Linked DNA regions of Homo sapiens: region 2 is linked to region 1. The links are chromatin loops, found by intact Hi-C in ENCODE. Cell type or tissue: sigmoid colon. All regions are shown on one strand. Each heading gives the region's core, and the rest is flanking DNA. Links, peaks and the distances in the headings are about the cores only.

Region 1 (6,301 bases), core at 802-5,801:
GGAGAGACTAAGAAGAAACCTACCCTGCTGACACATTGATCTTGGACTTCTAGCCTCCAGAACTGTAAGACTATAAATTTCTGTTTAAACCACCCAGTCAGTGGTATTTTGTTATGTCAGCTCTAGCAAACTAATACATTGGATGTTTTATTCATTTGTTACGGATGTGAAATTTAATTCCATTCTTTAACAAGTGCATGCTCAAAATGGAGTGTCTGTGTCATCATTTTGACCCTTTAGTTAAAATGAAAACCTGGGCTAGGTGTGCTGGCACATGCCTGTAATCCCAGCATTTTGGGAGGCCAAGGTGGGTGAACTGTTTGAGCCCAGGAGTTCAAGACCCACTTGGGCAACATGGCAAAACTCCATCTCTACAAAAAAACTTAGCTGTGTGTGGTGGTACATGCCTGTAGTCCCAGCTACTTGGGAGGCTGGGGTGGGAGGATTGCTTTAGCCTGGGAGGTCAAGGCTGCAGTGAGCCGAGATCATGCCATTTCACTCTATCCTGGGTGACAGAGTGACACCCTGTCTAAAAATAAATAAATAAAATAAAATGAAGACCTAGACATTGGTATCAGGATGTCTGCATTGACAAACACCTGAAAACCCAATTCTAATAATTAAGGTAACAAATGGGATGCATTTAGCTCAAACAGCTCAAAGGTCAAGAGGGAGTACAGGCTTCAAGTGTAGTTTGATCAGGGTGTAGCTTCCTCTGCTTCTCCCTGTTTATCAGGTGTGTGGTTGGGTTGGATCCTCTCGAGGTGGAAAGAGGGCATCAGTAGTTATACCTGCTCTTCCATTCCTGTCCAAGGAGAAAGGATGGCATCGAGTAACTATAACAAGTCCAGGCTTTCCTCTGATTGAACCAGTCATTGTTACACTAATAATAACAACAGTAACAACAACTAATACTTCATGTACTCTTAATATATGTCAGGCACTCTTCTAAGTGCATCTGCTGCAGGAACTCTTTCAATCCTCATAAAAAGAGGAATGGTGGAAACAAACTAAATGTCTATCAACAGATGAATGCATAAAGCAAATATGGTATAGACATACAATGGAATTCTATTCAACCATAATAAGAAGGCAATTCTGCAATATAAAATGAGATAGATGAACCTTGCATACGTTATGCTAAGTGAAATAAGCCAGTCACAGAAAGACAAACACTGCATGATTCCACTTATCTGAGGAACTCAAAATAGTCAAATTCAAAGACTCAAAAAGTGGAAAGGTGGTTTCCAGGGGCTGGGGAGGGGACAAAATGGGGAGTTACCAATTAGTGGGCATAAAGTTTCAGTCAAGCAAGATGAATAAGTTCTAGAGATCTGCCGTACAACATTGCACCTATAATCAACAATAATGTTTCACACTTAAAAAATTTTAGAAGGGTAGATCTCATGTTAAATGTTATTATAATAAAATTTTAAAGGCAAATAAATAAACAGAAAACCCAAACGAAACGAAACAAAAAACAATGGGACCACCCTGATTTGTTAATTTGGTCAAGCCCAACCCCTGAACTGAGAGAGGAGGTAAGGCCCCCCACCAGCTGAAATTATAAGACTGATACACAAGGTGAAGGATAGATATTAGGAAAATAACCGCAGTATGAACTACAACCATGTGTTTGAAAAGTTATAACTCTGTTCCATGCTTCAGATTTCCTTAGTGATCTAGCTTAATACAGGCAAAACCAAGATACGTTCTCCTTTCATTGTCCACATTACTTACATTACCTTTCGTCACAAATGTTCTAATGTCACAGTATTGTTTTCTTCTTGCAGATACAGATGCCAACAGAAATTGAGTTAGGAAGCTTGCAGGCTTCCAGAAATTCATCAACACCTGATCAGCTTTTCTGCTGCAAGTTAAAGTGACCTCTGAAGAGGTCAAACCCTAGGTCCCTTTGATTCTGCTACTGTTCTGACATTTGCAGAGGGGTGTGAAAACCTCTTTGCTTGTTCTGGCTTGTGTGAGCTGCTTTATCTCTTACCCTAGACGTACAGTAAGAAAAGAGCAATCAGAGACAGGCATTTGGTGAGGCTTTAGTTTGTCCCACTTTCACTCCTGCCCCCACCTCCCACCTTGTCCATGTTAGGTGTTCCCTGTAAGAATGAAATGTACTGATCCGATATTTTCCCATTTTTAAACTTGAATTCAATTAGACTTTTGTCATGGGTCATATAAAGCAGAAATGCATGTGTATTATGATTTCTGGCATATTCTAATGAATCAAGTGTTAATGTCATAAGGCTTCATTGATTTGAAATAACGGGCAATTTACTGACTGAAGGCTAAATATTGGTACAAATGAGTACAACATATTTTTGAAAATAATTTGGCAATACTTTATCAAAAGTTACAAAATATTTGTGTCTTTTATATAGCAATCCCACTCCTAGGGGTTATTAAAAGTGGAGGGGGGAAGCCTCATGCACAACAATGTTCATTCAAGACTGTCTTAGAATAATATAAATGTAAACAATACATATTCTAACCATATGCATGACTAAGACAATTATAGTAAAAACTTCTTAGAGGAAAATATTATGTAACTATTAGTTATTCCCTTTGTTTGGAACACTTTCCACCCCCTCTGCCTTATTTCTCTGCCAGCTAACTCCCACTTAGTCTTCAAGACTCAGGGTACCCACCACTGTGCTTATATAACACCTGGGCACACCTCTATTAAAACATGTATAGCCCACTGCATTGTAACCCATGATTTTGCCTGTTAGTGCCCTCCACTGGATTGCAACTCACTGAGGCAGAGTCTGTCATTTGTGCAACAAGTTAAAAATCAGAAAGCAATGGGGCAATAAATAAAATTATTTCTGATATATAGAATTTAGCTTCAGCTAATTCAGACCTGCCTTCGTTCCCTGCTCCCAACCCCCTCCAGCCTCCAGCAGCAGCAGCAGCAGCAGCAGCAGCAGCAGCGCCCCTGAAGTCTCTTGTGGAAGGTGAGAAATCTACCGATAAGCTTTCTAGTAGGAGTGTCTTTGGGGAGGGAGTGAGTGGGAGATTAGAAATGGGGCCGGTGGAATATTCCTGCAAAACTCCAGGAACCATTAGCATTCCACTTCTTCTTACAAAGATTGTTTTCATGTCTGAGTTGCCCTATATAGTGCAGAAATTGAGAATGCAAACGTGCAAACGATCGGTGTGATCTACTGAAAGGCGATGCGCGTTCCCTTCTTGCAGGCAGAACTGCCTTAGGAAGCATGAAAGTGGACGCAGCCCGGTGCCAGGTGTCAGCGATTTGAGCTCGCTTCCGGGCCCCATTCATTTCCAGCCCGGCTCCCAGATACTTCCCGAGGCGCTCCCTTTTGCCCGCCCGACTTCTGAGCGGAGCGCTCGGGTGTGAGGAGAACCGGCAAATCCTCGCGGGCGCTGGGCGCTCGCGGAGCCGCCCGCGCCCAGCCCCGTCACGTTGGCTGCCGAGCGCATCCCGGCTGCGCCCCGGCGGGGAGGCGCCGAGGGTAGCTAAGGGGAGCAGGTCACGTGAGAGGAGGAGTCTGACCTACTTTCCAGGCGGTAGGCGCATGCGCACTTCCCATCTGCGCTCCGGCCGGGAGGCTCACGTGGAATCGCACGTGCCTGGTCCTGCAGCTAGGGGCTCCTGGCCCGGGGCGCGCAGGGGCGGGTCCGCGGTGGGACCCGCGGAGAGGGGCGCGGCGGGGCGGAGCGCTTGGAGACTCAGTCTGCGGGTCCCGCAATCATCATCCGTGACAACCACAGCCTCTGGAGAGCTGCTTAGGCTCCCTGCGGGGCTTCCCACGAATTCATCACATTCAACATTCGTGAATTCAGAAATTAAGACAAAGACTGCACCTCTGCCCTGTAAATCACTAGTTCCGCAACTCAGAATTTATCCTGCAAATGGGCTTCTGCTCCTGCGAAGTGAAGTCCCTGCAAGGATAATCATTACATCATTGTTGGACATCACAAACGGCCAGAAACAGTCAAAATGTCCAACGATAACACCGGTTAAATTCATAGAAACGTAAATTATGGTTGGGCCACACTTGAAGTTGTCTGCAGCTCTTAAAAACAAATAGACTCTGCTCTCTAGACACTGATATGGAAAGACCTTCAAGATACATTATGTGATTTGTAAAAAAAAATGATGCAGAACAGTGTCTGGGATGCTGACATTTGTGAGGAAAAAAATTATATATGTATATATGTTATGATCAGACTAGTTCTGGAAAAATATATTGGATGACTGGGGGTGGGGGTCAGGGAAGACGCGAGACTCCATACTTATGTAACTTTTAAATTTTGTACCATGGATGATTAATCTTTTTTTTTTTTTTTCCAAATAACATTTAAAAACAGTTATTTAGCACTTACCCTGTGCTGGGCACCAGCTTTTATGTAAATCATTTCCTCCTAGAAAGTTTGTCATGTACAGTATCTGCCGCATTTCCTGTTCTGTTCAGCTTGAATCTTAATGTCTTAAGCTTTCTGATACACAGTTGAGACGTTTTTTAAAATCCCGATATGAACAACCGAAGCCCTCCACATCTTTAAGATTCTTTTCAAGTTCTGTCTCTTGAGGGAAAGTATCTTAACCAAGAGGCTCTCAGCAACAAATACTTGCATAATAAAGCTGACACAGCAGTTTCACATATGTGATTAGCTTTTACTCTCCCGATTGTGAGTTTGTAGTGCAGATATTATTATCACTGTGGTTAGTACATATGTGCCGGTTATATTCGGTTGCAAGTTAACTAAAAGTCCAACTCTAAGTGGCTTGAACGGTAAAGCTCATTTAACTTCAGATTGGATGTTGGATTTCAGGGATACATCGATTTGCCTGCTAAACAATGCCATCAGGAACTTGTTTCTTTCTAATCTTCTGCCAAGGTTTCCATAGTGTCAGCTTCATCTAAAGCTTTGGGAGGCCGGGAGCGGTTGCTCACGCCTGTAATCCTAGCACTTAGGGAGCCTGAGGCGGGCAGACTGCCTGAGCTCAGGAGTTCGAGACCAGCCTGGGCAACATGGTGTAACTCCGTCTCTACTAAAAAATACAAAAATTAGCCAGGCGTGGTGGCTCACGCCTGCAGTCCCGGCTACTCAGGAGGCTGAGGCACGAAAATCACTTGAGCCTGGGAGGCGGAGGTTGCAGTGAGCTGAGATCCCAACTGCACTCCAGCCTTGGGGATAGTGTGAGAACCTGCCTCAAAAAGAAAAAAAAAAAAAAAAAAAAAGTAAAGCTTTGGGAAAGTCTCATTTAGTAAAAGTGCTTCTTCCCAGAAGCAGCAAGTAAACATCCTCCCTATACTCTTGGCCTCAAGTTGGGGCAAGTGCCCACACTTGAACTAGTAACAATAGCAGGAGAAGGAATTATGCCAATTCGTTTGTGTTACTCTATTAGTCCATGTGCTTTGAGGGGAGCTAAAGAAAAAAAAAAAAAAGACAGCCTATGGATGGTGTGAAGTGACCACAATGCCTCTTAATCATTACTGTCACTCCCACCGCTATTATTTCCCTCTTTCTGGTGTGGCAAACTGGATGAAGTGATAGCTCTTGACTTCCTGAAGATTATGTAGGCAGTATACTTGCATTTTCCCTCTACTGTATACCTTCCCAGTGATGGAGTAAGAGCATGAACACATCAGAAAAGTCTATCTCCAATCTAGCAAAACTACTTGAGTTATAATGAGAAATCAGTGATACCATTATGGCAGAATTATATACAAGGAAGTGTGCAAACACCACATTTACGTTCTATCTCTTCATCTACCCATCGAATAAGTATCAAAAACTTCTACTGTCTGTGGAAGCATAAAGGCTCATACAGAAAAAACAGCAGATATTCATGACCAAGCCCCTGAACTCAGAGGGAAGACAATCAAGTTAGGCAGGCAAGATAAATACTTGGGAAACGCTGAAATAATGATATGAGACAGCATGCAATTAAATGTCTACGTGGATGATAATACAGTGTGGCAGATGTTGAGAGCAGAGGCAGGGATTGGTTGAAAAAAAATATAGCAAATAGGAGTGGGCCTTGAAGGATTGCTAAGGTAAGATACAATAAGCACCGGAGAAGGGAAAGGCTGTATAGATAGTTGGACAGTATGAGCCAAATAGTACAGGTGGAGGCTAGGCGTGGTGGCTCATGCCTGTAATCCCAGCACTTTGGGAGGCCAAGGTGGGTGGAATCAGGAGGTCAGGAGTTGGAGACCAGCCTGGCCAACATGGTGAAACCCCATCTCTACTAAAAATACAAAAATTAGCTGGGCATGGTGGCGTGCACCTGTAATCTCAGCTCCTCGAGGAG
Region 2 (6,301 bases), core at 573-5,572, 250 kb after region 1:
TTCTAGCTTCATCATCCACCTTCCACACCAGCATATTCTTCATTCTACTCTCAGAGAATGTGCCTCAAACCAGCCATGGTCTTTTGAACCTCAATGTTTTCACACATATGAATTCCCATCTAGAATGCCACCATCCACCCTGCCACTTCTCTGCAATAAACTCTGACTTAAACTTCACAGCCCAATTCAAACACTATCTCTGCTGGAAGTTTTCTCTAGTTGCCCAGGATTTACTTAATCGTTGTGTCTTTTTGCTCAAAAAGCACTTTTACTTACCTAAAGGATTGCACTTACTCTGTATGGTCCTTATGTTTACATATCTGCTTTTCCCTGCCCTCACATTAGAATATACTAAATCAGCAACTCCCAGTCTAGGGGCAATGATTCTTTTAGTGGGCCAGAATCACCAATTCTTTCATTAGGCATAACTAGAACTCTGTCCTTTTCATGGTTATTTCCCTGGTACAGTGCTAGGTACACAGTAAGTCCACAATAGGTTAAAGGGGGCCAAGAAACAGTCTGAGGAAATTAAGGTAGCTATGACAAAAATAATAATGGCAAAGGAATAAAGAGAGTGACACTGCAAAGCGAACCATCTTGGCTGCTACTTCTTCAGCTCCCACCAGTGGGACTGGTTTCTTCATAGTTTGCCATCCAGAGGCCTGATCCTGATATTTATCTAAAAGCCTTAGCCCTGGTTCCAGTGCTATGCTCCGCATGAAAACAGATTTCCTCTGAAAGTTAAATATGTCCTACTTCAATGCCACAAATTACATGATGACACTGACTGTGAGACCTATAATTTCAGAGATAGAAGAGGAAAAAATACGTACATACACACACTCATAAGTATATTACATACCGATATATGCATGTTATATATATGTGTGTGTGCATGCATAGCTTATATGTATATGTTTTAATGTATATCTTAGAACCAACTGAAGAAAATATGAAATATACTATCAGATTTGAAGAGAGGATTTTGATTTCTGTCTGCTTTCCCTATGTTACCAGCAACAAAAGAAAGAAATAAAAATGAACATTTGAGAACTTTAAAGTGTTGTCGGAAATCTGACACAAAGGCCCAAGGAGGAAGTACCTTGGTGTGGAGCCCAAATGGTGCCAGTGGAAGGGTAAATAAGCAGATCAGTAATCCTCAGAAATGTGAGAAAATGACTACGGGACCGTTCATTCATAAATTTAAATTGAGCAAGTATGTATGTGTCAGGCACCACAGTGGGGACTAACAATATTACTGTGAATAAAATCAGATAGCATCCTTGCCCTTAAGAAACATACTGTCTTGTGGTTCAGGCAGAGATGATTAAACAATCATAAATATAAATATATCATTGCAAACTGAGGTAGGTGACACAAAGGAAAGGAATGGGATTTAGGAGCATATGTAGAAAAAAATAAAACCTAGCCTAGACTGGGGGAAAGCAGGCAACACAACCCTTAGGCAGCAGTCTTTGAATTGATAACTGGAAATAATGGGGGAAAGGAAATGGAGTGCTGTTTCCTAAGGGAACAGCATATGAGATGGAAAAGAAAAAAAAAAAAGAGAAATTCGCCCCTTCCAGGAACTGAGAAAATGCTACTCTGGAAGCATAGTGATGGAGAGGCAGAGAAGGACAGGGCAGAAGCCACACTATATGGAACCTTGCAGGCAACCAAATATTAGTAAGATATGTAGGTTGGGAGGGAAATAGGTATGGTGCATAAGAACAAACGATGCTACTGAAAGGGCTGATTCAAAACTGATGACAGTTTAAGCTCCAGTGATAAGAATAAAGATCAAGAAGACTGATGGGTTCAAGAGATATTTCGAGAGTAAAAAAGTCAATGGTATGTGTTAATGAATTGAACAGTGTTATGGGAGTTGAAATAGGAAGCTGTTAAATTTTCTGACTTTGTGTAGCTAGAAGCTGTCATTCACCAAGACTAGGTAAACTGGAAGAGACTCTGTTTGGGAAGAGTTGAGCAGAATATGGTGTGATGTAAATGTCATGAGTTCTGCTTCAGAAATGCTGAGTTTGAGATACCTTTAAGAGGTCCAAGTAAAAATGTTGATCAGGGAACTGAATATGGGTATGAAGCTTAAAGGAGTGTCTTGGCCAGAAAAAGGGTCTAGGATTGACCCCAGATAGATATGGGACTAGCTGACACAGTGAAAGGGCCTTGGAGCTCTCTTATTTCCTTAACTTTAGCAATTAATACAGTAGTTCTCAATTTATAGGGTGCCTCTAGCTCTTAGAGCTGAGGGAATCTTGGTTCTGCTTGAACTGAAAAGATGTATTCATAATATCCCATATTTGAACTCTGGATATGTTTTTCAAAGAAACATACTATTTTGCTTCTACTAAACCAGTATTTTATTCTCATATTTTCCAGGAGGAAAACTTTTGGGGTGGGTGGTGGCAAACCATGAATAATTAAAGAAAATTTCTTCTGCGTTCCAATAACTCCCTTACAGTTTGGAAGATTTGAAAATATAAATGAAATATAATCTAGCTATAAGCTTGAGATAGCCTATACTGTTAATTATGAAACATTATAATGTTAAAACAAAATTACAGAAAGTTAAAGCATTCATATGCATTTAAAAAATATTAACAGTTACTCAGTTCAGCAACTTCATTAAGATAACCTTATGAGTTTGTGTTTCCTATTCCACAGATTCTACTATGTAGAAATTTTGTGCAGACTAGAAATTTATTAACATGTTAAAACAGTATTTAGAATATAGTAAATGTATTAATACATTGTTGTAAAATAAAGTTATATCAATTTTGTATTTGAAGAATATGCATATGCATAGAGCTCTCCATCTTGAGAAAATATTTAAAAATAATGTAAGCACTAGAAAATTACTTCTATAAATTTTTTTATTTTTTAGAAATGCTCTGTTGCCCAGGCTGGAGTGTAGTGATGCAATCATAGCTCACTGCAACCTGGAACTCCTGGGCCCAAGGGATCCTCCTGCCTGGGCCTCCAAAAGTGCTGGAATTAGAGGCATGAGCCATCACCCCTGGTCCTCTTCTCCTACACCTTTTTCTATCTTGCCTGTTTTCCTTGGTCAGATATGACCAGGTAGGAAGAACATTAATAGCTCTGTGCTGCCCTCTAGTGCTAAGTAGAGAATATAGTCAATGAGAAAATTTTGCCTTTTAATACTTCAGTAAAATTCTAACAAGAAAAAGTAGATATCATAAGAATAATTTCTTAATCTGCTATCACTGACAGAAGATAAAGAGTCATTCAGCACCACCGCTATCAACTTATTACTCTAACTCCAAATAGTTTTCATCGTAACAAACAAGCACAAATTGATGCTTGTCTTAAAAGCAAATTCTTAGGTCAGGCGTGGTGGCTCATGCCTGTACCCCCAGCACTTTGGGAGGCTGAGGCGGATGGATCGCCTGAGGTTGGGAGTTCGAGACTAGCCTGGCCAACATGGTGAAACTCTGTCTCTACTAAAAATACAAAAATTAGTTAGGTGTGTTGGCACGCACCTGTAATCCCAGCTACTAGGGAAGCTGAGAGGTGGGAGAATCGCTTGAACCTGGGAGGTGGAGGTTGCAGTGAGCCGAGATTGTGCCACTGCACTCCAGCCTGGGCAACAGAGTGAGACTCTGTCTCAAAAAAAAAAAAAAAAAAAAAAAGGAAGCAAATTCTTATCACTTGTTGGGTACCCTGATCTACTATTGCATTATATCAAGTGTAGTTTAAGAAATGCCTTACTATATTGAACACACACACACAGACACACACTCACACACACCTCTCAGCTTTAACACTAAAGTAACACCTCAATTCTTGGAAGAAAAAATTCATTTTTTTGTTTTTTTGAATTTGTTTAAATTTAGCTTTTAAATATTTATTTAATAATTTAAATTTAATAGCCAAAAATTTATGCCATTAAACTTATTAAATAATACTTTTTTTTTTTTTTTGAGACAGGGTCTTGTTCTGTCATCCAGGCTGGAGTGCAGTGGCACGATCATGCCTCACTGCTCTTGATCTTCGGGGCTCAAGCAATACTCCCACCTCAGCCTCCAAGTACCTGGGACTACTGGCATGCAACACCATGCCGGGCTGATTTTTTTTTTAATTTTTAATAGAATTCAAGTCTCTCTACGTTGCCCAGGCTGGTCTCAAACTCCTGAGCTCAAGCAATCTTCCTGCTTCTGCCTCCCCAAAGCTAGGATTACAGGCATTAGCCACCATGCCTGGCCTCTATAACACTTAGAACTCGGAAAGTATATTTAAAAGATGCCTTATTATCTGAACAAGCATAAAACAATTGAAAGTACTACAACTATTTTGGAAGTTATTGGTAAAACGGAATTTTTCCCTAACAAGACAAAAAAATCCAGCTGAAAAGATAAACTGCTTAGTAAACAAGTGTTTGCAGTGGTGGGGGAGGGATATGGGCGGTGGGTAAAAGTAGTAGGACTGTTTATTTAACCAAACAACAAGAACAAAATAAGAAGATCCTTTCTCATGCTATATAGCTTGATATTAATAGAATATTTTATTAATTCTTAATTATTAATATAATTTTATTAAATTATTTACATTTGATATCTCTCCAAAATCAAATGGAGTCAATCAAATGGAGAATATTTTATTAATTTTATTAATTCTTAATTATTAATATAATTTTATTAAATTCTTTATATCTGATATCTCTCCAAAATCAAATGGAGGCAATTTTCAAAAAATGACACATAATCACTTTAGTAAAACAGAAACAGCAAATGAAATCCAAGAAGAATGAGAATTTAAATATAGTAACTAGTTTGTTAAACTGCTGGGGTTGTCCTTCAAATTTGGGTCTGAGCTTCCTACCAACCAAAGTGAAAGGGAGCTCATTATATATTTCTTACACTGAAGAGGAGAGTAAGACTTTCTAATTCCTAAAAAAAGACATTTTCTGGTTTTAATGAGTGATAAAACTCATTAGCTCAAGCTACAAGAACTGCGAATTCAGAAATTAGATTTTGTTTGCTGTTTCTGTTTTGTTTTGCATTTAGTAGAGGCTAAATGAATGTAATTAAAGTTCTACTGATCCAACTTAATAAAAACTCAAAGTAGTAGAAAGATAACAAGTCATCAAATATAATTTCTCTCAATCAGATACAGGATAAAAGTTGAACAGCATGTAATTTAAAAATAATAACCTTATCTTACAGTCAGAAATATCTATTATTTTCATAGAAGAAGAACCTATTTATTTCTTAGTTTAAAGCTCCTTGAGGGCAATAGTCTTATCTTCTAATTCCTTTGTATTTTTCACTGAGGTATGGTCACAGTGGATATAAATTCACTAATAAAGAAGAAAAAATAAACTTTACCACTGGTGGGTCTTTTTGTTTGTATTTTTGGTGGGCATGGGACATATTTTTACCTTATAACAGTCTCCTCCAGGAATAATTTCCTGAATATATACCAATGGGCCTTCATTCCGGTTAATTCCTCCTAGTACCTTCAGGCCAAGGCCTGTTTCCTTGGCAATTGTAATCATCTGAAAGGCAGGATCCCTAAGATAAAGTAAATTAGCACACACAGGTTAGTCTAGAGATCTGCACCTATTTTTTTCTTTAAACTACTTATTAAATCAAAATCTGAGATCTAGAGCAGCAACCCCTCACCTTTTTTGGTACCAGGGACTTGTTTCATGGAAGACAATTTTTCCAAGGTGGGGGGAGAGGGAATGGGGTTGCAGAGGGGTGATGGTTTCGGGATGATTCAAATGCACTACATTTCTTGTGCACTTTATTATTACATTGTAATATATAATAAAATAATTATACAATTCACAATAATGTAGAATCAGGGGGAGCCCTGAGCTTGTTTTCCTGCAACTAGACAGTCCCATCTGGGGGTGAGGGGAGACAGTGACAGATCACCAGCCACTAGATTCTCAAAAGGAGCACGCAAGCTAGATCCCTCACATGCACAGTTCACAATAGGGTTCATGCTCCTATGAGCATTGAATGCCGCCATTGATCTGACAGGAGGCAGAGCTCAGGCAGTAATGCTTACTTGCCCTAGACTCACCTCCTGCTGTGTCGCCTGATTCCTAACAGACTACGGACCACTACCAGTCTGTGGCCCAGGGATTAGGGACCTCTGATCTAGACAACCCAAAATACTTAGTACTTACTAGCAGTGACATTTTTAAAAAGTATGGTGACATAACAACAATTAAATGAGTTTGCTTGCATATACTTTTAATTTTCCCTACAAAACATCCAAAACACAAAAGAATTTACAATGATAATGCTTATTT

The links. Peaks named below come from ENCODE experiments on the same cell type or tissue, not always from the same donor. Only the 100,000 strongest peaks of a DNase experiment are listed, where the experiment ranks them.
Region 2: it touches region 1 in a loop (2.8-fold over the local background); 6 of 110 quality-filtered maps call a loop at or near these places.

The regions. Positions count from the first base shown.
Region 1 is chr17:55,235,695-55,241,995 of GRCh38, reverse strand. No RefSeq gene overlaps it. Among named protein-coding and RNA genes, the nearest start is that of HLF, 26 kb to the left of the region's middle. RefSeq lists a silencer at 3,324-3,793. In sigmoid colon, for the core only: no CTCF peak of the experiment used is centred there; a DNase peak (open chromatin) is centred at 3,515; H3K4me3 peaks cover 1,329 bases; H3K27ac peaks cover 534 bases.
Region 2 is chr17:54,990,073-54,996,373 of GRCh38, reverse strand. It overlaps STXBP4 (syntaxin binding protein 4), which reads right to left. Exons shown (of 18, transcript NM_178509.6): 4 at 5,417-5,549. Among named protein-coding and RNA genes, the nearest start is that of STXBP4, 24 kb to the right of the region's middle. In sigmoid colon, for the core only: a CTCF peak has its summit at 3,118 (motif pointing left); no DNase peak of the experiment used is centred there.